Regions from separate parts of the Homo sapiens genome. Here region 1 is linked to region 2. A link is an interaction called in ENCODE POLR2A ChIA-PET data of the cell type or tissue named here. Cell type or tissue: A673. All regions are shown on one strand. Each heading gives the region's core, and the rest is flanking DNA. Links, peaks and the distances in the headings are about the cores only.

What was found. ChIA-PET counts read pairs that join two places held together with the same protein. Peaks named below come from ENCODE experiments on the same cell type or tissue, not always from the same donor. Only the 100,000 strongest peaks of a DNase experiment are listed, where the experiment ranks them.
Region 1: POLR2A ChIA-PET joins it to region 2 with 5 read pairs; 2 of 35 experiments call an interaction of 5 or more read pairs at or near these places.

Annotation. Positions count from the first base shown.
Region 1 is chr12:124,576,628-124,588,521 of GRCh38, forward strand. No RefSeq gene overlaps it. Among named protein-coding and RNA genes, the nearest start is that of NCOR2, 15 kb to the left of the region's middle. RefSeq lists an enhancer at 7,276-7,570 and a silencer at 7,297-7,466. In A673, for the core only: no CTCF peak of the experiment used is centred there; no DNase peak of the experiment used is centred there.
Region 2 is chr12:125,104,032-125,115,925 of GRCh38, forward strand. AACS (acetoacetyl-CoA synthetase) reads left to right here. Exons shown (of 18, transcript NM_023928.5): 8 at 3,090-3,237; 9 at 10,446-10,526. Among named protein-coding and RNA genes, the nearest start is that of AACS, 45 kb to the left of the region's middle. RefSeq lists enhancers at 800-1,301, 1,302-1,801, 10,485-10,704. In A673, for the core only: no CTCF peak of the experiment used is centred there; no DNase peak of the experiment used is centred there; H3K27ac peaks cover 306 bases.

The DNA.
Region 1 (11,894 bases), core at 5,425-7,924, 530 kb before region 2:
GCCAGAATTATTGTAAGCCCAGCATTGCACGTGAAAAGTTGACAGGGCTCTAAAATCCCAGGGGGAAGGTCCCTCTAGCAAGTTAAAGTGGAAAGGATCCACAGATTCGAATCCGACAGATCTGGGTTCACCTCCAAACTCGGCTATCTCATTGAATCACTCAACAAACACGTTTTCTGTTGGTCCTGGGGTCCCACAGTGAACAAGACTCAACACGGAGGCAGCTCTCTGGAGGGCAGAGTGGGAGACACCTGGCTGGGCCTGCTGCATGTGTCTCCCACTCTTCCTGGTCCGTCTTCCTGAACAGCAGAAGCCAACGACCATGTTTCCAGGATCCCTTGCAGCTAGGGCTCTGTATGGATTCTGGGTCCAGCAACCCATTTATCACACTCAAATTCAGGACCAAGTCCATCGGGTGGAGAGAGGGTCTGCAGCAGCCACTGGGCCGAGTGGACTGCAGCAGGGGGTCAGACACTATGGGGACAGAGTCTCATTTGGAAGGTGGCTTCCCACCTGGGCTGGGGCAGCAGCTCCCTGGTAGCCCAGGCCTGTGACATCGCTGAGCATCCTGCCAGGAGGCTCCACCTCAACTGCTCAGGCCCTGTAGCACCCTGCGGGAAGCCCTCCAAACACCCAGGGCAGATCCTCTTCCCTGCAAGATTGAGGGAGTCACGAATCACACAAGCAAAGGAAGGAAGCATCATCAAGGCTGGTGAAGGGGGCCCAAAAGGATAGGGGCCAGGAGTGCTGCAGAGCACGGGGAGGACAGGTTTGAGATTAGGTGATCCTGGAGGGTCTCCCTGAGGAGGTGACATTTAAGACGGCGGCGGCCGGGGGTGAGGGAACAGCATTCTAGGTGGGAGAAACAGCAGATGCAAAGGCCACACCATGGGAAGTGACTCGATGTGTCTGAAGAATGGATAGAACACCGGTGTGGCTGGAGCGTGAGGAGGGGCAAGTCACTTGATCTCTTTGAGCCTCAGTTTTCCTCATCTGTAAAATGGGGCTGGACTCCCTCCCTGGCTGAAAGCACAAGAAATCAAATTAATATGTAATGGCATGCTGTTGTTTCAGGTGGTGTTGAGAGGAGAGTAAAGCACAGGGTGGCTGGGGAAGGCCTCTTGGGGGAGGTGACAATGGGGCACAGACATGAATGAAAGACAGTGCCAGCCACGAGGATGTCCACAGAAAGGACATTTGGGGCAGGGGGCGTGGCAAGTGCAAAGGCCCTCAGGTAGGATGCACGAGCTCGGCAAACACGCATGTCCTCGCAAGCCACAACACGGAGCCCACCCTTCCCCTACAAGCAATGGGAGACCCTGATGGGTTTCAGCAGGACTGTGGTCAGGTCTGGGCGTGTTTAGAATGGGGATCCCTGAGAGGCAGGGAGGCCGGGTGGGAGGTCTCATGGCAATGAGAAATAACGAGTGCCAAGACAGGGGCAGTGCAGGGGGTGGAGGAAATGGGCGCTGTGGAGGGTCAGCAGGTGAGATGTAGGGAATCCAGTGCCCCAGGCCTCAGGAGGAGAGGCCTGCAGGGGCGGGGCCGAGACAAGCCTGGGCAGGGAGAAGGGAAGGGAGCCCGTCTGTGCCTGTAGCCTGGGCAGGGAGAAGGGAAGGGAGCCCGTCTGTGCCTGGAAACCAATTTGCTCTGGCAGCGCTGTGGAAGAAAAATTCCACGCATGTCCCCGCGAGCCCTTCGAAGCTCTTCGTGGAAAGGCACACACTGCAGTCTTGGAGTGCATCCTGCTCTTAGGGCCTCTGGGGGCCAAGTCAAGCCGATGAAGGGTGTGCGATGTGGGTGGATCAGGCCTGGGAGGCTCCAGCGCGGCCTCTCCAAAGCCACCCATCCCATGATCTTTCCTACCTTCCCCATACCTCAGTTTCCTTTCTGTTATATGGGTGTCCTGTGAGCCCCTTCCTCACGGGGTGGCCGTTAGAATTAAATGGGATCCTGGGTGTAAAGCCTTAGCACAGTGCCAGGCCATATAGATGTCAGCCACAAGGGGAGGTGTGGGCGTGGGCCAGGAGAAACCCGGGAAGACTTCCTGGCAAAGGCAGAACTGGTGCTGAGACTGGCTAATCACTGCAAAGGCTGCCTGGGCTATTCCAACCTGCCCAGTTCATGCTCAGACTTCTGGAATCTGCAAGAACCTTTGGAAGGAGACACGATTATCAGCCCCATGGTATTACTCTCCTGTCGCTGCTGTAATGAATTAAGCCAAACGTGGTGGCTGAAAACAGTACAGATTCATTACCTTACAGTTCTGGAAGTCAGCAGTCTGAAGTGGCTCCTGGAGAGATGGAATCAAGGTGCCAGCAGGGCTGTGTTCCTCTTGGAGGATCTGAGGGAGAATCTATTTCCTCACCTTTTCCAGCTGCCAGAGGCTGGTGGCCTCGCCTCACTCCAATCTCTTCTTCCATCGCTGCATCTCCTCCCCAACTCTGACCTCCTGACTCCCTCTCACAAGGAAGCTTGTGATTACACTGGGCCCACCCGGATAATCCAGGATCATCTCCCATCTCAAAATCCTTTACTTAATCACCTCTGCAAAGCCCCTTTGCCATGTAAGGTAGCAGATTCACAGATTCTAGAAATTAGGATGGGGACATCTCTGGAGCTATTATTCCACCCAGCAGATCCGTCTCATGCATAAGAAAAACAAAGGTGAGAAGCCAGAGGGAAAGCTTGAGATCACCTGACTCAAGAGGGGAGCGTTGGCTTCGAACCCAGTCTGTCCAACTTCAAAGCCTGCAGTTGCCGTCATTTCAGGATTCCCGCTTTTCCCATGCGTATTGTCTGAACCTGCATTTGGGGGCTCCAGCCACTGCCTCATCAGTTCATCTTAATTGAGCACCTATTATGTACCAGGTAATGTTCCAGGCACCAGGGATACAGTGGTCACCAAGCCAGGAGAACTTCCCTGTCTGCACAACGCTCATAGTCACTCAATCACATCCATTATGAGGCAAGTCACAGAAACCTCAGCTCAAATCAACGTAAGCAATGAGGTCATTTATCATTTCACATAGCAAGAAATTAGGAGGAAGGGTGGTTCTGGGTTTGGTTAGATTGAGTGCCATTGTCAGGGATCTCCCGGTTCTTTCCATCTTTCTGGTTTCCTCCCCTCAGATTGGTTCTCATCCCAAATTTCCTCATGACCACAAAATAGCTGCCACTGCTCCAGCTAATATATCCAGGCACAACATTCAGTGCAGGAAGAACAAGAGCCCTTTCCCCAAAGCCCACTGCAGCCCTTTACTCATATCTCATTGGCCAGGATTGGGTCCCATGCCCACAGCTTGATTAGTCTCTGGCAAAGGAAACAGAATCACTGGCCTGGGACCAATCTGGATAGTCCCCTAGAGCTAAAGATGTGTCCCGATTTCCTGAGTCCCCTGGAGAGGCACAGGTCTCTCACTGAAATCAGGGTTCCCACAGCAAGAAAGAAGGGAATAATCACTTGGGCAGTAAATGGCCTGGGTTCAAATCCTAGCTCTGCCATATTCCCTATGAGTAGCTCTCTGGGCTTCAGTTTCCTTATCTGTAAAATGGGTATAGTAGCAGGACCTGGTTCATGGGGTTGTGGTGAGAATAAAATGAGTCAATGTGTGCAAAGCCCAGTGTGTGCAAAGCCGAGCTGTCAACAAAGCTCAGCTGTCATTATCTTTCCTAGGATCTTTCTCCGAGGGCAGGGCCCACAGTATGAATTCTCCTTCCATTGCCTGGACTGTAGAAGACTTTCGGTAGTTTCCCTCCACACCAAAAGGAAAATCTGCTCACAATGACCTCATTCCAAGAACTCCGTCCTAAAGGCTGGTTGGGGGAAGACTCAAGTGAGCCCTCTGCTCAGTGTCAATGGGGAGTTCCCATAGGTGGCCCAGGAAGGATGTGCCAAGAACAACAATAGTTTGGAAGTGCTCACTATGAGTTGGTGCTGGGCTAAGTGCTTGACACAAGGAAGCTCTCTCAGCCCTGTCCTGTCAGCCGCCATCAACAGTGAGGAAACAGAGACTCAGGAAAATAGAGCAGCGTGGCCTGAGTTACCCAGAGCAGGAGTGGAGGAAGCAAATAGGATCTGAACCCAGGTCTGGTGGGCCCCAAGGTTCAGCTCATGGATGGGTTCATGCGCCCCACATGAGGATTTAAACATCAGGCTATAGTAGGTGAACATATATGGCCTCTCCCACATACTGATGGCCAAGAAGCACACAAAAAGATGTCCAGCTGCATTAGTTATTAGAGAAATGCGAATCAAAACCCCGATGAGATAGCACCTCATGCCCACTAGGAAGGCTTTAATTCTTTTTATTTATTTATTTATTTGAGAAGGAGTCTCGATCTGTCGCCAGGTTGGAGTGCAATGGTGTGATCTCGGCTCACTGCAACCTCTGCCTCCCAGGTTCAAGAGAGTCTTCTGCCTCAGCCTCCCGAGTAGCTGGGACTACAGGCATGCGCCACCATGCCCAGCTAATTTTTGTATTTTCAGTAGAGACGGGGTTTCACCATGTTGGCCAGGATGGTCTCAATCTCTTGACCTTGTGATCTGCCCACCCTTAGCTTCCCAAAGTGCTGGGGTTACAGGCGTGAGCCACCGCACCCAGCTTAATTCTTTTTAAAAAGGGAAAATAACAAGTGTTGGTGAAGATGTGGAGAAACTGGAACCTTTGTGCATTTCTGGTGGGATTGTAAAATGGTACAGCCACTGTGGGAATAAGTGTGGCTGCTCTTTGAAAATTGAAACATAGAATCATCATATCCAGGAACTCCACTCCTCCGGGGTATATATCCAAGAGAACTGATAGCAGGGCCTCAAACAATTACTCATACCTCAAGGATCATGGCAGCATTATTCACCATGGCGGACGGGAAATGTCCATGGAAGAATGAATGGATACACAAATTGGAGTCCAGCCAAACACAAAGGCCACACCCCGCATGATTCCATGTACATGAAATGTGCAGAATAGGTGAACCCATAGAGACAGAAAGGAGATTCACGGCTACCAGCGGCTGGGGATGAGGGAGTGACTGTTCATGGGCATGAGGGGATTTTGGGGAAGTGACAGTGTTCTGGAACTAGATAGCGGTGGTGTTTGCGTGGCATCGTGAAGGTACCTAACGTCAGCGAACAGAATACTTTAAAATGGTAAAATGGCTGATTTTATATTATGTATATTTACCACAATTTAAAAGGAAGGAAGGAAGGAAGGAAGGCAGGCAGGCAGGAGAAGGAGGTAGGAGGGAGGGAAAGAGGGAGGGAGGAAGGAGGGAGGGAAGAAGGAAGGAAGGAAGGAGAAGGGAAGGGAAGGAAGGAAGGAGAAGGGAAAGGAAGGGAAAGTAGAAGGAGGTAGGAGGGAGGGAGGGAGGAAGGAAGGAGGCTTCTTTTGCAGAAATCAGGATCTGGCCACGCTGGGTCTTTCGCTGATCACAGCGGCCCCTGTCCAGCATTCCTGGCCCCAGTAAGCTTCTGGCGTTTCCAAAGGTGGCAGGAGACTGGGCAGCCGACATAGCAGGAGGGAACATCGCGCTCTGCCCTCCCCATCCCAAGCCCTCTGGCCTGGCCCTGCCCACAGGGTAAAGAGGGAAGTTCCAGGCTGGTGCTGCTGCTGCTGTGGCTGCCATCCCTTGTCCCTAAGTCTGGGCCCCAGGCCCTGGGTACAGCTCCCTTCCTCACCCTGCCAGGGCCCATGACCTCCTTCCGTCCTTTCAGGATTTTGCAGGAAGTGGAAGAGGCGTGTAGAAGGTGCCAGAGGACAGACAGGAAGCCAAGTGAGTCTCCCTCAGGGACAGGGGAGAGAGACTGCCCCGAAGGCTAAATGGGGAGGGGTGACCGAGGCCTGATGTGGATCCTGCCCTGGGGAGCTGCTGTGGGGGCCTGGGGATCCTGCTGCGCCCAGCTTGGATGAATGCACAGCTGGAGCTGGAGGCATGAACTCAGATTTCCCTCCCATCTCCCTGGGCTCCCTCTCAGCCTCTCTGCCTGCTTCTTGGGCATCTTCCCACCCTCGAAAGGTGGCACCCCCAGGGCTCAGGTGCTCTTCCAGACTCCTGTCTGTGCACAGGCGTCCGTCCATGTCTGCATCCATCCTGGAGCTTAAGTCAAGGGGATGGATGACTTTAGAACCCCAGTTGCAGCCCGGGCTCCTCTCGGGAACTCCAGACTCCAGATCCAACCACGGACAGGCCCACTTGCCTTGTCTGGTCAACAGGTGATGTGAACTCACCATGACCCAAACCACCTCTGCCCCCTCACGGCCTTCCCTGTCTCAGGGGAGGGCAGCTCCATCCTTCCTGACAATCAGGCCCAGAACCTGGAGCCAGGGTGGGGGTGGGGGTCTGGGGAGGGGGCTTCGGTCACTCCAGGGAGGACATGGGCCAGTGGTGGGCCCTGAGAGGGGCTAGAGAAGGCCAGGCCATTGGCGCATCAGGGGACGCAGGGACAGGGCAGGAGAGTCCTCGCCAGGCTCCAGGCCGCGCCATGAGGCCTCTGTAAGCCATCTTCTCACTTTCTTGGATACACATGAGTTTTTAATTTTGATGCGGTCCAATTTCCCTATTTCTTCTGTATGGTGGATGTTGTTGATTCTGTTTCGGAAATGAGGGAACTCAGGGTCAGAAAGACAAAGGGACTTGCCGGGCGCGGTGGCTCATGCCTGTAATCCCAGCACTTTGGGAGGCCGAAGGGGGCGGATCACGAGGTCAGGAGATCGAGACCATCCTGGCTAACACGGTGAAACCCCGTTTCTACTAAAAATACAAAAAATTAGCCAGGCGTGGTGGCGGGCGCCTGTAGTCCCAGCTACTCGGGAGGCTGAGGCAGGAGAATGGCGTGAACCCGGGAGGCGGAGCTTGCAGTGAGCAGAGATCGCGCCACTGCACTCCAGGCTGGGCGACAGAGCGAGACTTCGTCTCAAAAAAAAAAAAAAAAAAAAAGAAAAAGAAAGGCAAAGGGACTTTTTCTGGGATCACGAAGCTCAAAAGTAATCCAGTTGGGATTAGAACCCACATTTGTCCGTAAAACCCGAGACACCAGGAGCATCAGTGAAGGTGCTTTGGGCTGTAGGTGACAGGAAAACCCAGCCCACATGGCTTTAGCAATGAGACCTAGCGGCTCCCCATCAGGAATATCAGGGGCAGGGGGCTCCAGGCTGGCGGACCCAGCAGCTCAGTGACACCATCAAGGACCCAGGTTCTTTCCTCCTCTTTGATCTGCCATCTTCAGTGCTGACCCCACCTGTAGGCCGGGGAGCAAGAGGGAGGAGCATTTTCCGGAGTCACCTTCAGATAGTGCATCCATGAAATAACAGAGACCCTCCCGGACCATGGGTGTCCCCACGAGAAAAATTTATTCAGATGTCCCGCCCAGAAGATTTTCCCCACATCTTATTGGCCTGAATCGAGTCACATGCCCACGCCTGAACCAATCCCAGCACAGGGAGAATGGCTCACTCTCAGACCAATCAGGGTCCTCCCTGGAGTCCGTGGTAGCTCAGGGAGGCTCCCAGCAGGGTGAGAGAGGCCGAAACCCAACAAAATCAGGGTCTCTCCTGATTATCCCCTCCCCCAGTCTTTCCAGAAGTGCAACCTGAGGTGATTGTCAGTGACGAACTTTTTCATAGGTTTTGGATGAATCCTTTTAATAGTCATTAGTTTTTATCATAGTTATTCTGTTGGTGCAAAAGTAATGGCAGCTTTTGCAATTCCTTTTTTTTTTTTTTTTTTTTTTGAGACCGAATCTCACTCTGTTACCCAAGCTGGAGTGCAATGGCGAGATCTTGGCTCACTGCAACCTCCAACTCCTGGGTTCAAGTGATTCTCCCGCCTCAGCCTCCCACCTTAGCCTCCCGAGTAACTGGAATTACAGGTGCCTGCCACCACGCCTGGCTAAGTTTTGTATTTTTGTAGAGACGGGGTTTCACTATGTTGGCCAGGCTGGTCTTGAACCCCTGACTTCAGGTAATCTGCCTGCCTCAACCTCCCAAAATGCTGGGATTACAGGCGTGAGCCACCGTGCCCGGCCGCAATTACTTTTAATGGCAAAAACCGCAATTACTTTTGCACCAATCTTAATATTATAATCTTTTATTTGTGGCAAGTGATACTGATTTTCCTTTTTCTCTCTCTCTTTCTTCCTTCCTTCCTTTCCTTTCTTTCTTTCTTTCTCTCTCTCTCTCTCCCTCCCTCCCTCCCTCCCTCCCTCCCTCTCTCTCTCTCTCTCTCTTTCTTTCTTTCTTTCTTTCTTTCTTTCCAGGGTTTCATTCTGTCACCCAGGCTGGAGTGCTGTGGCGCCACCATAGCTCCCTGCAACCTCAATCTGCTGGTCCCGTCATCCTCCTGCCTCAGCCTCCTGAGTAGCTGTGACTACAGACGCATGCCTGCAGGCCCGGCTGATTAAAAAAAATTTTTTTGTAGAGATAGTGTTGCCCAGGCTATTCTTGAACTCCTGGGCTCAAGTGATCCTCCTGCCTCGGCCTCCCCAAGTGTTAAGATTATAGGCATGAGCCACTGTGCTCAGCCTAATTTATCTTTAATGATAGCTATATAATTTCCTTTTAAAAATAAGTTTAGGGCAAACAAAGATAAATCCTCACTCACTCACTTGGGAGTGTGAAATGGTCGAACCACTTCGGAAAACTGTATCTACTATATCTGAACATATGCCCACTTGATGACCCGCCAATTTCAATCCCATAATGCTAGCACTTTGGAAGGCCGAGGTGGGCACATTGCTTGAGTCCAAGAGCTCGAAAACAGTCTAAACAACATGGCAGAACCCCGTCCCTACAAAAAATACAAAAAATTAGCTGGGCACCTGTAGTCCTAGCTACTCAGGAGGCTGAGGTGAGAGGATCAGTTGAGCCAGGAGGTTGAGGCCGCAGTGAGCCATGATCGTGCCACTTGCAATCCAGCCTGGATGACAGAGCAAGACTTTGTCTAAAAACAAACAAACAACAACAACAACAACAAAAACCATGGGCAACGGGGTGGGCACAGGGTTACTCAGAACACTCCAGAATACAGACTCCCCAGATGCCCATCAACATAGATGGAGAGGCTGGATTCGGTGGCTCACGCCTGTAATCCCAGCGCTTTGGGAGGCTGAGGTGGGCGTATCACTTGAGCTCAGGAGTTGGAGACCAGCCTGGCCAACATGGAGAAACCCTGTCTCTACTAAAAATACAAAAATTAGCCGGGCGTGGTGGCGCGCACGTGTAATCTCAGCTACACAGTGGGGAGGCTGAGGCAGGAGAATCACTTGAACCCTGGAGGCGGAGGTTGAGATAGCACCACTGCACTCCAGCCTGGGTGACGGAGCGAGACTCCATCTCAAAAATAAATAAATAAATAAATAAAAATAAATAAAATAGATGGATAAATAAATTGTGGTTCTTTACACCGTGGAATCCCATTCAGCAATGAAAAAGAACAAACAACCTCTGCTATAACAACATGGATGAAGCAGCCACAAGAGTCTAAACTGTAAGAACCCATGGATCTAAATCCCAAAGCAGGCAAAACTGATCTGCAGTTAGAAGTCTTGCTGGGCAGGTTAGCTGGGCACGGTGGCTCACACCTGTAATCCCAGCACTTTTTGAGGCCGAAGCCAGCAGATCACCTGAGGTCAGGAGTTTGAGACCAGCCTGGCCAACATGGCGAAACCTCGTCTCTACTAAAAACATAAAAATTAGCCAGGTGTGGTAGTGGGCACCTGTAGTCCCAGCTACTCAGAAGGCTGAGGCAGGGAGAATTGCTTGAACCTGGGAGGCGGCGGAGGTTGCAGTAAGCGGGGATCCCACCACTGCACTCCACCCTGGGTGACAGAGCAAGATCCAGTCTCAAAAAAAAAACAAATGAAGTCAGGCTAGTACTGACCCTTCAGGGTTAGTGACTAAAAAGGGGTCTGGGTTAGGGGATCTTAAGGGGACATCTGGGAATGTTGTGTTTCTTGAATTGAGTCCTGGTCACACAGGTGTGATCGTTTCATGAAAATCCTTTAAGCCATACACTTCAGCCATACTTTTCTGTATGCATACCATACTTTAATAAAAACTGTTTTAAAGTGAAGTGATTTTAAGAAAAATGCTAGCCAAGCAACAGACCCGGCAGTGCACAGGTGTGTGGACATGCGAAGGGGCTTCAGGAATGACTGGAATCGGGACGCTGCCTATCCCGTCATTCTTGTCATGCCTATTTTTGGTGGTTGGAATCGCATGAGCAGCAAACACCTGTTGTTGATTTTGCAGGAGAGGCATGGAGAGCAGGTGCAGCAGAGAGAGCACTGTTTGCTTAGAGATGATTTCATAGAGCGCTGGATGGAAAGAAATCTGTCCTCAGTTGCTGGGGTGGCCTCTTGACACCCCCGCTCTTCGCAACAGCCTGGAGAAGACCCCACCCCGTCTCAGCAAATATGAGGCGTGTCTATCCTGCCACTCTCCACCCCAGGAGCAGGCATTGGTAATCCATCCCATCACTCTTGTCCACTGATTCCAGATAAAGCCTTTAATTCTTTGCAACAGAGTGTCGAAGGCAATAGATGCCAAAGGTTGAAGCTATTACGGTTTTGTTTTGTTTTTTTCTGAGACAGGGTCTCACTCTGTTGTCCAGGCTGGAGTACAGTGGCACCATCTCAGCTCACTGCAACCTCTGCCTCCTGGGCTCAAGCAATTCTCCTGCCTCAGCCTCCCAAGTAACTGAGACTACGGGCATGTGCCACCACCGCTGGCTAATTTTTATGTTTTTAGTAGAGACAGGGTTTTGCTATGTTGCCCAGGCTGGTTTTGAACTCTTGGACTCAAGCAATCCTCCCTCCTCAGCCTCCCCAGGTGCTGGGATTACAGGTGTGAGCCGCCACACCCAGAAGCAGCTAGTAATTGATGACACTTGCTTTACATTCCAGACCTAGATGTCTTCCCCTGCCTTCATTGGGAGGGTGCTGAGCCACGGGTTCCACCTCTGCCAAAGGCACACCTAGGAGACTCCTCATGTCCAGCTGAGAAGAGGGGGACACCTCCTGTCTGAGACTGCAGCTCACACTGCTGCATGCTTCCTGGACACCATCTCTCTGACCTTGGTCGCATCTGCCTAGCCTGCAGCTACGTTCTCTGACCTCCAGCTCTTCCTCTTTCTCCCCTCGGTAATACCAAAGTCTCAAGAACACAGCCCTCACTTCTAGACAGAAAGGCCTCACCAGGACCCACCTGTGTGGCCCAGGTGTGACCTCATGTACAAACACATCTCCCAAAATCACCATCTCGTCATCATGGATCCTAGTACTATCCATGAGTTAACTCTCATTTCTGTGTTAATCGGGGGTGCAGCACATTTTGGTGCAGATTCATTGTGGCTTTGGGGTGCCATTTGGGACTCTCCCCCATGCACAATGTGTGCCTATCTCATCAAATTAAATTAGGCTTGTTTTGGCCTGGCCAGTGTCCATTCCTTCTTTTCCGGATAATAGCATCTCAGTTTTCCATGGGGAACATTTCCTCTCCCACACACTAAATGAAATCATATCTGACATGACTTGTATGGAGGATATGACCCAACCCAGCAGAAACATAGTGACTGGCTCAAGGGTGGCCATAAGATCCAGCTGGGCTGATCAGAGTTGGCCCGGACAACTGAGCTATCAGTCATGAGGTGACCCCTTTCTGCTGTTACCAAAGTGATAAGAGGTCATCTAAGAGCTGTTGGGACCATCTTTCCTCCATTTGAGGAAATCCAGCCCTAGAATGAAGCCAACACCAGGAAAAGCAGATCCAACGTACAACAGGATACAGGTTCCCAATGATGTCATTTAAGCGCCTGGATCCAGCCATGCCTGAAACCATAAACTGCCAGACATTTCTACTTAAGACTATTTGAATTGGATTCATTTCCCCTGCCACCAA
Region 2 (11,894 bases), core at 5,803-8,302:
TGAATAGAGATTAAGGAAATGGATTATGGATTATGGTTTAGTCAAAGCTGAATTCTTCCCAAAGTTCTTGGAGTTATACCTTCCTTTAATTTTTCTTGAAACAGTTGTGGGGAGAGGGTTCTGAGCTCAGGCGTTTACCCCCACGGGGTAAGCTTTCCCTTGAGCCTTGGGTCGGGGCCACTGGAGGGCACCTTGTACGTGGCTCCTTGAGGCCTGGTGAGGAGGGGCTATGTAAACATGGCAGGGTGTCTTCATACCAGCCACGGGGACCAGAGGTGGAAGAGAGGAGGAGATGGCGGAGCCCTTTTTGTTCCAGCAAGTGGTAGTCGGTGCATGGCTTGTTACCGTCTGTCAGGGTGTTCTCAGGGGCACCACAAGGTACAAATCATGTGTCCTGTCCTCCGGGAGTTGCAATCTAGTTGGAGAGGTGAGACCCACCTGCAGGGAGGTTGAGCTGTGACCACTAGGAGTGGGAGGGACAGGATGTGCCCAGGGGTTGACAGCAGGGCCTGGGTGCTTCCCTGTAGGATCTGGGGAGGTGGCATCTGGGGGTGGCTTTGAGGTATGAGCAGGGTCTGGGGACAGCTGTGTGTGCAGGGCATATTCTGGAGCCTGGAGGGTGCTGCAGGCAAAGTGGTGGCTTGGCGAGGGCCATGGTCTCCAGATCCGACTTGTCAGGTTCAGCTCTCAGCTGTGTGACCCTGTGCCAGTAACCTCTCTGAGCCTTGTGTCTCCATCTGTAAAATGGAGATGAGGTGGTACCTGTATTAGGTCGTTCTTGCCTTGCTATAAAGAAATACCTGAGACTGGGTAATTTATAAGAAAAGAGGTTTAATTGGCTTATGGTTCTGCAGGCTGTGCGAGAGGCATGGTGCCAGCATCTGCTTCTGGGGAGGCTGTATGGAGCTTGTGATCATGGCGGAAGGGAAGTGGAGCGGGCACTTTACATGGGAAAGCAGGAGTGGAGGGGGTCGGGGGGCGGGGTGCCACACACTTTTCAATGACCAGCTCTTGTGTGAACTCAGAGTGAGAACCCACTCATCACCAAGGAGATGGTCCCTGCCATTCACGAGGAATCCACCCTTGTGATGCAAACACCTCCCACCAGGCCCCACCTGCAGATTGGAGGTTACATTTCAACACGAGATGAGGGTGGGGACAAACATCCACACTCTTATCAGCACCTTCCTCTCAGGCTGGCTGGGAGGATTAAATAAGCTGCTGCTCTGCAAAGCGTGCACAGTCAGCTCTCAGTGATCCTGCCTGTCATTGTGCGGCCGCGGTGGGCTCTGTCGCCTGAAGCACCTGAGTCAGGGTGGGCAGATTCTTCACAGGCAGGCCCGGGTGCCTGTCCCATGGACTGTGGGACCCTGCCGACCTTAATAAATTATAACCAGGTGCCAGAGCGCTGGCTTTCTTTCATGCAACCTCGGATTTTGTGCCCCAGGTGTATGGATGGAGGCCATGATGCATGGAGGCTAGGAGGAAAACCAGACAGGGTTTACCAGCCCCCTGGTTGGCCTGGCTATTTTTTCTGAATAATATTCATCAGCAGTTGATATAAAATGAGGGCATCCAGCAGAATCATGTTAGCCACTTCATTTAGCCCGACACCCCAGGGGCTGGACTCCCACTGCAGTCCATCCTTTGATTGTGGATGCCACAGATAAAGCAGAAACGGGTACGTGCCCATCTGTGGAGAATTGACGGGGCCGGGGGAGCCACCCTGTGGGCTTTTCATTCTTAGAAGAGCTTTAACAAAGGTAATCATTATGTACTGTGATTTATGGGCCATTTGACAGAAAAGGCTTTTCTCTGTGTGAAGTATCTGATTAGATCTGGCACTTTATAATGGGATTCTTATAGGAGGTAGAGGTGGGATGGGGTTTTCATTGGCTGTAAAGTTCCACAGTGAATAGTTTTCCTGACATGCTGGAGCAGACGGCTTTGTTTGTTTCTTGCTTAGAGTTGAATTATTTTGGATGCCCTTTTTAAACCACCATGTCTTCCCCAGGAGAAACCTTTATATTTAAGGATGCCTTCTCATGCAAGACAGCAAAATTCTTCATTTTAGTCTGTATGGCATTTGTATTTCAGAGTAATTATCCCTAGCAAATGGCTGCAGGCTGCGTTTAACTGATTCCCACCTCCTTCCCTGAGAGAAAGTCCATTTGTCAGTTGAGTATAGGGCCAATGTTTTGAGATGGATGTTGCTGCTGAATTCAAAATAGAAAACCACCTTTTCCCAAGATGGCTTGTGGCTTCTGCGGCTGTTTCTAGTGCAGAAAACAAATCTCCTGTTTGTGTCGCCCCTTTGGTGGTTCTTGGCCACCTACAACAATGCTGCCTGTCAGCTTTGGGGGTAAGCCTAGGCACACTTCCTGGGTGACAGTCAATAGCTGGGATTAATTTTATTTGTTCTTGCACAGATATTTGTATCTTGCTATTGTAAACCTCAGGATCTAGTAAGTTAGTGACAACACATGATATTTGCTGAGCGGTTCTCTGTCATTGAGCTGTAGTTTAGGAAATTGACCCCACATCTGTAGGAAGGGCTCATTAATCTAGCATCTCCTCCTCTCCCTTCTCCCCACGGGGGAAGCATCTTACTTCAGACCCACTTGGTGAGTGCTTCCTTTTGGGCAATCATTGGAAACAAAGCGTTTGCTAATCAGGTGATCAATAGCAAACAAAGGACATGGGCTCAGAAGACTTCAAGGCCATTTCCAAAGCCTCCTTCAGCCGTGTTGGTACACACATGGCTTGTTCATTGTAAGTGATCCTTCTCCGTGGTGGTTATGAAAACACTTAAAATATTCTCTAAAAGACAGCCCTTGGCCCTGTCAGCAGTGCTGATTAAGCAACTTGAAACCTTCACTCGTTCGATGAGTTTTCCTTCAATTAGCTTGAATCTCTGAGATCTAACTGCCTCCCCTGGTCCCAGGAAGTTTCCAAATCTGGCCACCGTCCCCCTGGAATCCTGGCTTTTCTGGGGGTAGAAACAGAGGGAAGTGCACGGGTGGAATCAGTGGGTCCGGTCCAGCATTCTGGGACGTTCATGGCGTGTTTCCCTGCGTTTCGGCCCACAGTGTGTTTCTGGATGACTTTCTTGCCACCGGCACCAGTGAGCAGGCCCCGCAGCTGGAGTTCGAGCAGCTGCCCTTCAGCCACCCACTGTTCATCATGTTCTCATCGGGCACCACGGGCGCACCCAAGTGCATGGTGCATTCCGCTGGGGTAGGTCTCTGGGGAAGGCTCTGCAGGGCCTCCTGTTGTCTGTTTGCTTCAACAGGGCCTCCCAGCTGATGATGGCAGTGTTGGAGTTGTCAAACTGCACCCCATCCCCGGAGAGTCCAACGTGCAGCTTCTCTCCAAGTGGGGTGCTGCACGGAGATCCGGCACTGGGCCCAGGGCAGTGGAGTGCTGCCACTTCAAAGGCTGGGATGGCACCTAACACCATGGCGATAGGCTTGGAGGTCACTGTACAGCGCGGTGTGCCTTGGGGGTGGGGGGTGCGCTGGCTGAACCAGCTACTTTCACCCTGCAGGTCTGGACCACCTGGGGGATTGTGAACTCAATAGGTGGGCCCTGCCAGTATTTTAAAAAGAACGAATCAGAATAGACAAGAATAGATAATATTAGCGCAGTGCCAGACGCAATGGCCCACACCTATAACCCCAGCACTTTGGGAACCTGAGGTGGGCAGATTGCTTTGAGCCCAGGAGTTTGAGACCAGCCTGGCCAATATAGCAAAACCCCATTTTTACTAAAAAATACAAAAATTAACTGGACGTGGTGGCACATGCCTGTAGTCTGAGCTACTCGGGAGGCTGAAGTGGGACAATTGCCTGAACCCAGGGGGCGGAGGTTGCAGTGAGCTGAGATCATGCCACTGCACTCCACCTGGCAACAGAGCCAGACTCTGTCTCAAAAAATAAAAATAAAATAAAATATTAGCACAGAATAGGCTCATAAGAGGTATGGGTGGTGTTCTGTGAAGCTGTCATTACATGGAGCGGAATGTGTGCACGTGCTGGGGGCGTTGTAAAACTTATGTCTGACCGTGGGTTGTGGTAAAATATTTGAAAGCCACTGGTTAGGTTATTAGAAGGCTAGGTTACTAGGTTATTAGGTTATTATTAGAGTCTAATTAACTGAGAAAGAGCCTGCCCGTGCTGCGAGTCTGTTAGGGCTGCCATAACGAAACACCACAGGCTGTGTGGAACACCAAGGTGCCGCACAGTTGCTCTTGTCTGAGGCCTCTCTCCTTGGCTTGTGGACGGCCGCCTTCTTGCTCTGTCCTCGTGTGATCTTTCACGTGACACCGCTGGTGTCTCTGTATGGGTCCAAGCTTCTTCTCCTGAGGACCCCAGTCAGATCGGATCTGGGCCTGCTCTGACAGCCTCATTTAAACTCTGTCACCTTTTAAAGGCCCATTTAGTCACATTCTGAGATACTAGGTATTGGGCTTCAACATACGAATTTTGGGGGTACACAGTTCAGCCCATGACACATGCTTTTAATTTTTCTTATTTCACCGAAAGTCTAACTTTATTAAAGCACCTGAAATAATATGTTACTACTATGCAATAGAATGTATATGTATAGGTTAGTGACTTTTAACCTGTTATTTTATTTTATTTTATTTTTTTTTGAGATGGAGTCTTGATCTGTCGCCCAGACTGGAGTGCAGTGGTGTAATCTTGGCTCACTGCAACCTCTGCCTCCTGGGCTTAAGCAGTCCTCCCCTCTCAGTCTCCCATGTAGCTGGGATTATAGGCGTGTGCCGCTATGCCCTACTCGTTTTTTTGTTTGTTTTGTATTTTTGTGGCTTTTTTTTTTTTTTTTTAAGACCGGGTTTTGGCATGTTACCCAAGCTGGACTCAAACCCCTAGGCTCATATATTCCACCTGCCTTGGCCTCCCAAAGTGCTGGGATTACAGATGTGAGCCACCCATGCTCAACCAAACCTTTTATTTTTGAAAAAAATAAAATACCTAGAGAACCTCTAGAAAAGCTGCAAGAATAGTAAGCTCCATGGTACCCTTCAGCTGAATTCTTCCATTGTTGACATTCTGTCTTTAACATTTTCAACGTCCTTTTGTTTTGTTTTGTTTTGAGATAGTTTCTCACTTTGTTGTCCAGGCTGGAGTGCAGTGGCGTGATCATGGCTCACTGCAACCTCTACCTCCTGGGCCCAAGCGATCCTCCCACCTCAGTCTTCCAAGTACCTTGGACTACAGGCACGTGCTACTTTTTTGTTTTTGTAGAGATGGGGTCTTGCTATGTTCCCCAGGCTGGTCATGAACTCTTGGGCTCAAGTGATCCTCTCGCCTTGGCCTCCTGAGTGCTGGAATTACAGGCATGAGCCACTGTGCCTGATGTCAACATCCATTTTTAACACGTCCTAAAAGCCTCTTTCGCCTTCTTTCTCTCTCAGCGTATATACACATGTTGTTATTTTGCTTTTTGTTGAACCAGTTGAGAGTACGTTGGAGCCACAATGATCTTTCACTCTTTAATATTTCAGCACGTATCTCCCAAGAACAGGAGCGTTCTCTTACAGAAGAGTGTGTAGCGCGCTCATCAAATTCAGGAAGGTTGGCGTTGGTGCAGTGCCGCCCCCTCATCTATGGTCCACAGTCAGGTCGCCAGTTCCCCAGTAGCGTCCTAGCAGCTCAGGCGGTGGCACGTCAGTCGTCAGGTCTCCTGCATGTCTGGAGCAGCTCCTTGGGCTTCTTCGTCTTCCGTGACACTGACATTTTCAAAGAGCCCAGGCTCCTGGTTTGGCAGAATGGCTCTGTTTGGGTATGTCTGGTGTCTCCTCGTGGTTAGGTCCAGGTGATGCAGCTTTGGTGGGAACACGCTGGAAATGATGTGGTGTTCTTCTCCGTGCATCTATCGGGGGGATACAACGTTAGTGTATTTCATTTCTGTGATTTCACTAGGCCACTCTTCAGAAATGAAATGCCTGGGTCAATGTGGTGCTTTGCTTTTTTTTTTTTGAGGTGGAGTCCCGGCACTGTCACCTGGGCTGGAGTGCAGTGGCTCAATGTTGGCTCACTGCAACCTCTGCCTCCCGGGTTCAAGCGATTCTTGTGCCTCAGCCTCCTGAGTAGCTGGGATTATAGGCGCCCGCGACCACGGCCGGCTAAGTTTGTGTGTGTGTGTGTGTGTGTGTGTGTGTGTGTGTGTGTGTGTGTGTGTGTGTGTGTGTGTTTAGTAGAGACGGGGTTTCACTATGTTGGCCAGGCTGGTCTCCAACTCCTGACCTCGTGATCCACCTTCCTTGGCCTCCCAAAGTGCTGGGATTACAGGCCTGAGCCGTCACGCCCAGCTGAATGTAGTGCTTTTCTAATAACTGCTATCACATCTTACTTCCTCTGATCCTCTTCTGCCCCTGGGCTTCCTGACTCGGTTGAATCCTTACCTTGCACTCAGACTTCTCCTGGGCCGGTCTGTGGGAGTCAGGATGCTTGCGACGCCGTGGCTCCCACCCTCACGCTGCTCTAGGCTCTCCTCTGGGCCAGCTCTTCAGCTCTCCCCATAGCTCATTTCCCCATTTCCCTATCAGTTGGCTCAGCCTATAGGGAGGAGAAAAATCCACTGTATCTTGGTCAAACCTTCTGATCACCACTTTTTCCCCCAAACTCAGAAGAAGAGAATTCTCCAAGTGGAGAAACCTTTGCTTGATAAGACAGTGGCATTTGAAAAGGAAATATACAAGTTCCCTTATTCTAGCTCACTTAGCTTTTATAGACGTTCCCTCTACCTAGAAGCAGTTTGAATCCCTTCCATAAAAAGGAAATATTTACATTGGAATCATTTGAAAGCCCTATTAGGCTTTTTACAGAGTATTTTCATCAGAATGTGGAAAGGAGCCAATGTGGTTTCATCATCACCTAGATCTAGATTCACTGAAGGTCTTGTTGCAGGCTGTGAAATAGATTGAAGGTCCAAGAGCCTGTCCACGCACAGCAGGTTAATTCTCAAGAAACCCAGGGGTGGGAGCGAGGGGCTGAGGTCAGGGGTGGGGGGCAAAGGCCTTATTTCTAGCAGTTACACTGGCTCAACGGAGTTGCCTCTTTGCAGGCAGCGAGCTGTCCTGTCGCTCAAATCGTCTGATTTTATGAAAGCCAGTCGGGGTGTGTTCACAGACTAAGGTGTAGTTGGAATCGCGTTTTCCCTGTGAAAGGGCAGCCCTGTTGCACCTGGGTGCAGGTCTGTGAGTGAGCCACCGAGATGAGCATTTTTAGAAATCTTGCAGACAAGGGTCGGGGCGGGGGCGGGTGTATGTGGCCAAACAAGACATTTTAGGAAAAATGGAAATGTATAACTGTACTTTTATTTTTAGTGCTCTTTGCATAGTGCATGTCATTTTTTTAAGAGGAGCATAAAAATGTATTAGATATAATATAGCTTGCTCATAAAATGATCATGCCTGGTATATTTAGAGTGTGGAAAAATCAGGAAAAATTATATGTACTCCATCTTCACTGGGCTCTTGCATCTCTGGAGAAGTGACTAAGCATCTTGCTCGTTCTCTAGAGTTATCTTGACTACAAACTTGAAAACAGTGAGGCAACATAGGCCAGAGTCCTAGGGCTGCTCGTAATCTTCCCAATTGAGTAGGGTGGGGTTCTGTTACTGGTTTGTTGGTTTGTGCTTCCTAAGTCTGTGAAAGGTGTCAGAAAGTGGCTCCCCTTTCTCTTCCTTTACATGAAATTACTCTCCTGCGCTGAGACCCAGGAAACTGTTTATGCTGCCTTACCCTCAGGGAAAGCATTCAGACTTGACCATAAATATTTAAGAATTAAGGGAAAAACGATGGATGTAACTTGTTAAGAGTCACACAGAGAAATTCTTGAGAGAGGAGGAGGGCCCATCATTTGTTTTGTGCCATCTGAGAGAATGAGGCTAATGAACCACTGAACGAAGGTGGGCTCCTATCTCTGCTGTGCTCTCAGCAGACCACGTGAGCGAAGCTGTAGAGTTAAGTGCTGATTTTAAGTGAAAAAGAAAGTGGGAGAGGGATTTGCCACAGGCTCCTAGAATCCGAGTTCCCTGTCCTTTAAGTGGATTCGTGGAAAGATTTAGTTCATGGAGACAGTTCCTGAAAAGTTTGTCACCCCCAAATTATTGCCTACCCACTGTGCAGGAGAACAGATTGTCATGTAACTTTCTAAGAAGCTTTTGAGTGCCTGGGGAAGGGAAGGGAAGGGGAGGCTGTCTCTTGACCCTGACTGGGGATTCTTGTTAAACTCCACCCTGCAGCTCAGCTTCCAGAGCCCGGAGGCAGCCTTGGGGGACTGCAGAAAAGGGCAGTGTATTAGTCTGTTTTCATGCTGCTGATAAAGACATACTGAGGGCTGGGTGTGGTGGCTCATGCTTGTAATCCCAGCATTTTGGGAGGCCAAGGTGGGCAGATCACAAGGTAAAGAGATCGAGACCAGCCTGGCCAACATGGTGAAACCCTGTCTCTCCTGAAACTAAAAAAAATTAGCTGGGCATGGTGGTGTGTGCCTGTAGTCCCAGCTACTTGGGAGGCTGAGGCAGGAGAATCACTTGAACCCAGGAGGTGGAGGTTGCAGTGAGCCGAGATCACACCACTGCGCTCCAGCCTGGTGACAGAGCGAGACTCTGTCTCAAAAAAAAAAAAAGACATACTGAGACTGGGCAATTTATAAGAGAAAGGTTTAATGGACTTAACAGTTCTACGTGGCTGGGGAGGCCTCACAATCATGGCAGAAGGCAAGGAGGAGCAAGTCACATCTTACATGGATGGCAGCAGGCAAAGAGAGAGAATGAGAACCAAATGAAATGGGCTTCCCCTTATCAAACCATCAGATCGCATGAGACTTATTTGCTACCATGAGAATAGTATGGGAGAAACTGCCCCCGTGAGTCAATTATCTCCCACCTTGTCCCTCCCACAACATGTGGGAATTATGGGAATACAATTCAAGATGAGATTTGGATGCAGACTTGGAGCCAAACCATATCAGGCAGCGTCTGCCTGTCTGCCTGGCAGTCTCTGGAAGCTTCAGTTGCTGCTGTTTGTGGGCTGGGTGGCGGTTGCCTGTTTGGGATGGACTCCGGAATAGGAGTTTTGGCTCCTGAATGGGAGCCTGTGTTGGATAGGATTGTTCCTGGTGAGCTCTTAAAGGGATCATCTCCTGCAACTGGCTTTTGGAAGCTTTTCCCTTGGGTATAATGAGGGCCTTCATGGCTGGGTTTTAATATATAAGTCCTTGCTTCAGCCTTCTAGGCCCTCCACAACCAGGAGCACCTTTGTGATGAGCCAGAGGCTCACATCTGTGGACCAGACTGAAGGGCAGTGGTCACTGAAGGGGCAGCATCCCCGTCTGTCCTCAGGATCTTGTACGAGATCCGTTGGAAAGACAGGAAAACCGAGGCTGGGAGCGTGGAGTGACGGGTGCAGGGGCCACTGGCTCTGCTCTCTGGGTTGTGCCTGGCGATGGGAAGCTTCCTCTCCTCCCTGCCCCTGCCAGACACACAGAGTTGCTTGGAACAAGTGTGTTCTGGGCAGTGGAAGATTATATAGTTGTAAACAGACATGAGGGAGCTCCCGGCATGCCAAGGAAGAGCTCCCAGGTGTGCTGTTAGGTGGAAAAGGCAAAGTGCGGGACACTGTGTCACAATGAACAAAATGGCATTAATAAATATGTGCCGGCATCAGCAAGAAAGACGTTCACAGGAAACTGCTAGGACCGGCTGCCTCTTGGGAGAACTGGGTACAGGACAGGGAGAGAGGACGGCTTTTCATAGTATCTGCTTCAGAGTTCTGGACCGTGCAAATACATTGCCTATTAAGCACCAAAATTAAAAGGTAATAGGGCATAGTGGGTGGGAGGGAGCGGTTCTGCTTGGGTGTTTTAGCCAGAAGCAGGGTCTTGTGCTGTCCCCTCAGCTGAGGCATTCCTGAAATCCGATCTTGAACGTGAGTCCCAGCTACAGTCTTGCTCTGTTGCCAGTGCCCCACCCCCACCACATCCCCCTCACCCCGCTGTTCCCTGTCCCTCATGAGGCTGGGCTAGCACCCGTCCTGGAAGGGTTAGGCCCTGGTCTTTTGCTCGTTGACTCTCTTCTCAGGAAGGGTCACTTCTCTTCTGCCTGAAGCTGGTGGGCCTCCGTGGTGCCCTTGATGTCCTGGGCACCGAGAGCTTGAGGGCAGACAGGAGTGTCAGGGTTTTCCTCTCCAGACTACAAGCCACGCTCAGCTCTTGGGGGAGAGGGACATGGGGGCATGGCTCATCACAGGGGAGTGGGGGGAACCCTCCAAAGTCTGCTTCTCCCAGGAAAGAAAATGGGGATCTGCTGGGGCTTCTTCCTGGCAGCGTCTGAGCAGCGCGTGGGCCAGGTACCAGATTCCTGGTACTGTATGCCTAACAGAGAGCACCCGCTCCCCCGTGTCTCCCCTGCAGGGCACCCTCATCCAGCATCTGAAGGAGCACCTGCTGCACGGCAACATGACCAGCAGTGACATCCTCCTGTGCTACACCACGGTAAGGGCTTCCCCAGGTGCTGGCCTGTGCTATACCACAATAGGGGCTTCCCTGGGTGCCAGCCCATGACACATAGTAAGGACTTCCCCAGGCGCCGGCCCGTGGCACATGGTAAGGGCTTCCCCAGGTGCTGGCCTGTGCTATACCACAATAGGGGCTTCCCTGGGTGCCAGCCCATGACACATGGTAAGGGCTTCCCCAGGCGCCGGCCCGTGGCACATGTTAAGGGCTTCCCCAGGCGCCGGCCCGTGGCACATGGTAAGGGCTTCCCCGGGCGCCGGCCCGTGGCACATGGTAAGGGCTTCCCCGGGCGCCGGCCCGTGGCACATGGTAAGGGCTTCCCCGGGCGCTGGCCCGTGACACATGGTAAGGGCTTCCCCGGGCGCCGGCCTGTGCTGCGCCGTGGTAGGGGCTTCTCTGGGGCGCTGCCTGTGCTGCACTGTGGTGAGGGCTTCCCCAGCGCACGGTGTCGAGTTGGGCCCGCTCCTCCGCCCACCCTGCCTCAGCAGCGTGGAATCCACGCCATGAAACCATAACTCAACTCAAGGTGTTGGAGGCCTTCCTGCCCTTGTTGAGCACTGAAAGACAGAAGGTTAGGACATGTTAAAGGAAGTGTATTTTACCCCAGAGGAGGAGAACTCAAAACATCAAGAGCTTCCACAGTGATCTAGCTACAGGTCCTAGGTGATGCTTCTGTGCTGAGTTTTTTTTTTTTTTTTTTGCGATGAAGTCTAGCTGTGTCGCCCAGGCTGGAGTGCAGTGACTGGATCTTGGCTCACTGCAACCTCCACCTCTTGGGTTCAAGCGATTCTTCTGCCTCAGCCTCCTGAGTAGCTGGGACTACAGGCGTGCACCACCACGCCCAGCTAATTTTTTGTATTTTTAGTAGAGATGGGGTTTCACCATGTTGAGCAGGCTGGTCTTGAACTCCTGACCTTGTGGTCCGCCCGCCTCAGCCTCCCAAAGTGCTGGGATTACAGGCGTGAGCCACCGCCCCTGGCCTGCTGAGTCTTTATGCCAAGTGGAATGCAGCAGGCACATGCCTGACCTGTGAGGTCAATGCCCAGGGCCCTTCTGTGCCCCTTATGAGAGACTCCCCACAGATGCAGGAGGGAGGACAACCCCCCCACCCCAGTGACCTCACACAGGTGCAGGAGAGTATCAGACCCCCCACCCATGACCTCACACAGGTGCAGGAGACTGTCAGACCCCTGGGACTGCACACAGATGTAGGAGTGGGGACAGACCCCTGGGACTGCACACAGATGGAGGACGGGGGACAGACCCCTGGGATTACACAGAGATGCAGAAAGGGTCAGACCCCTGAGACCTCACACATACACCCGTGCAGGGGACAGACCCCTGGGA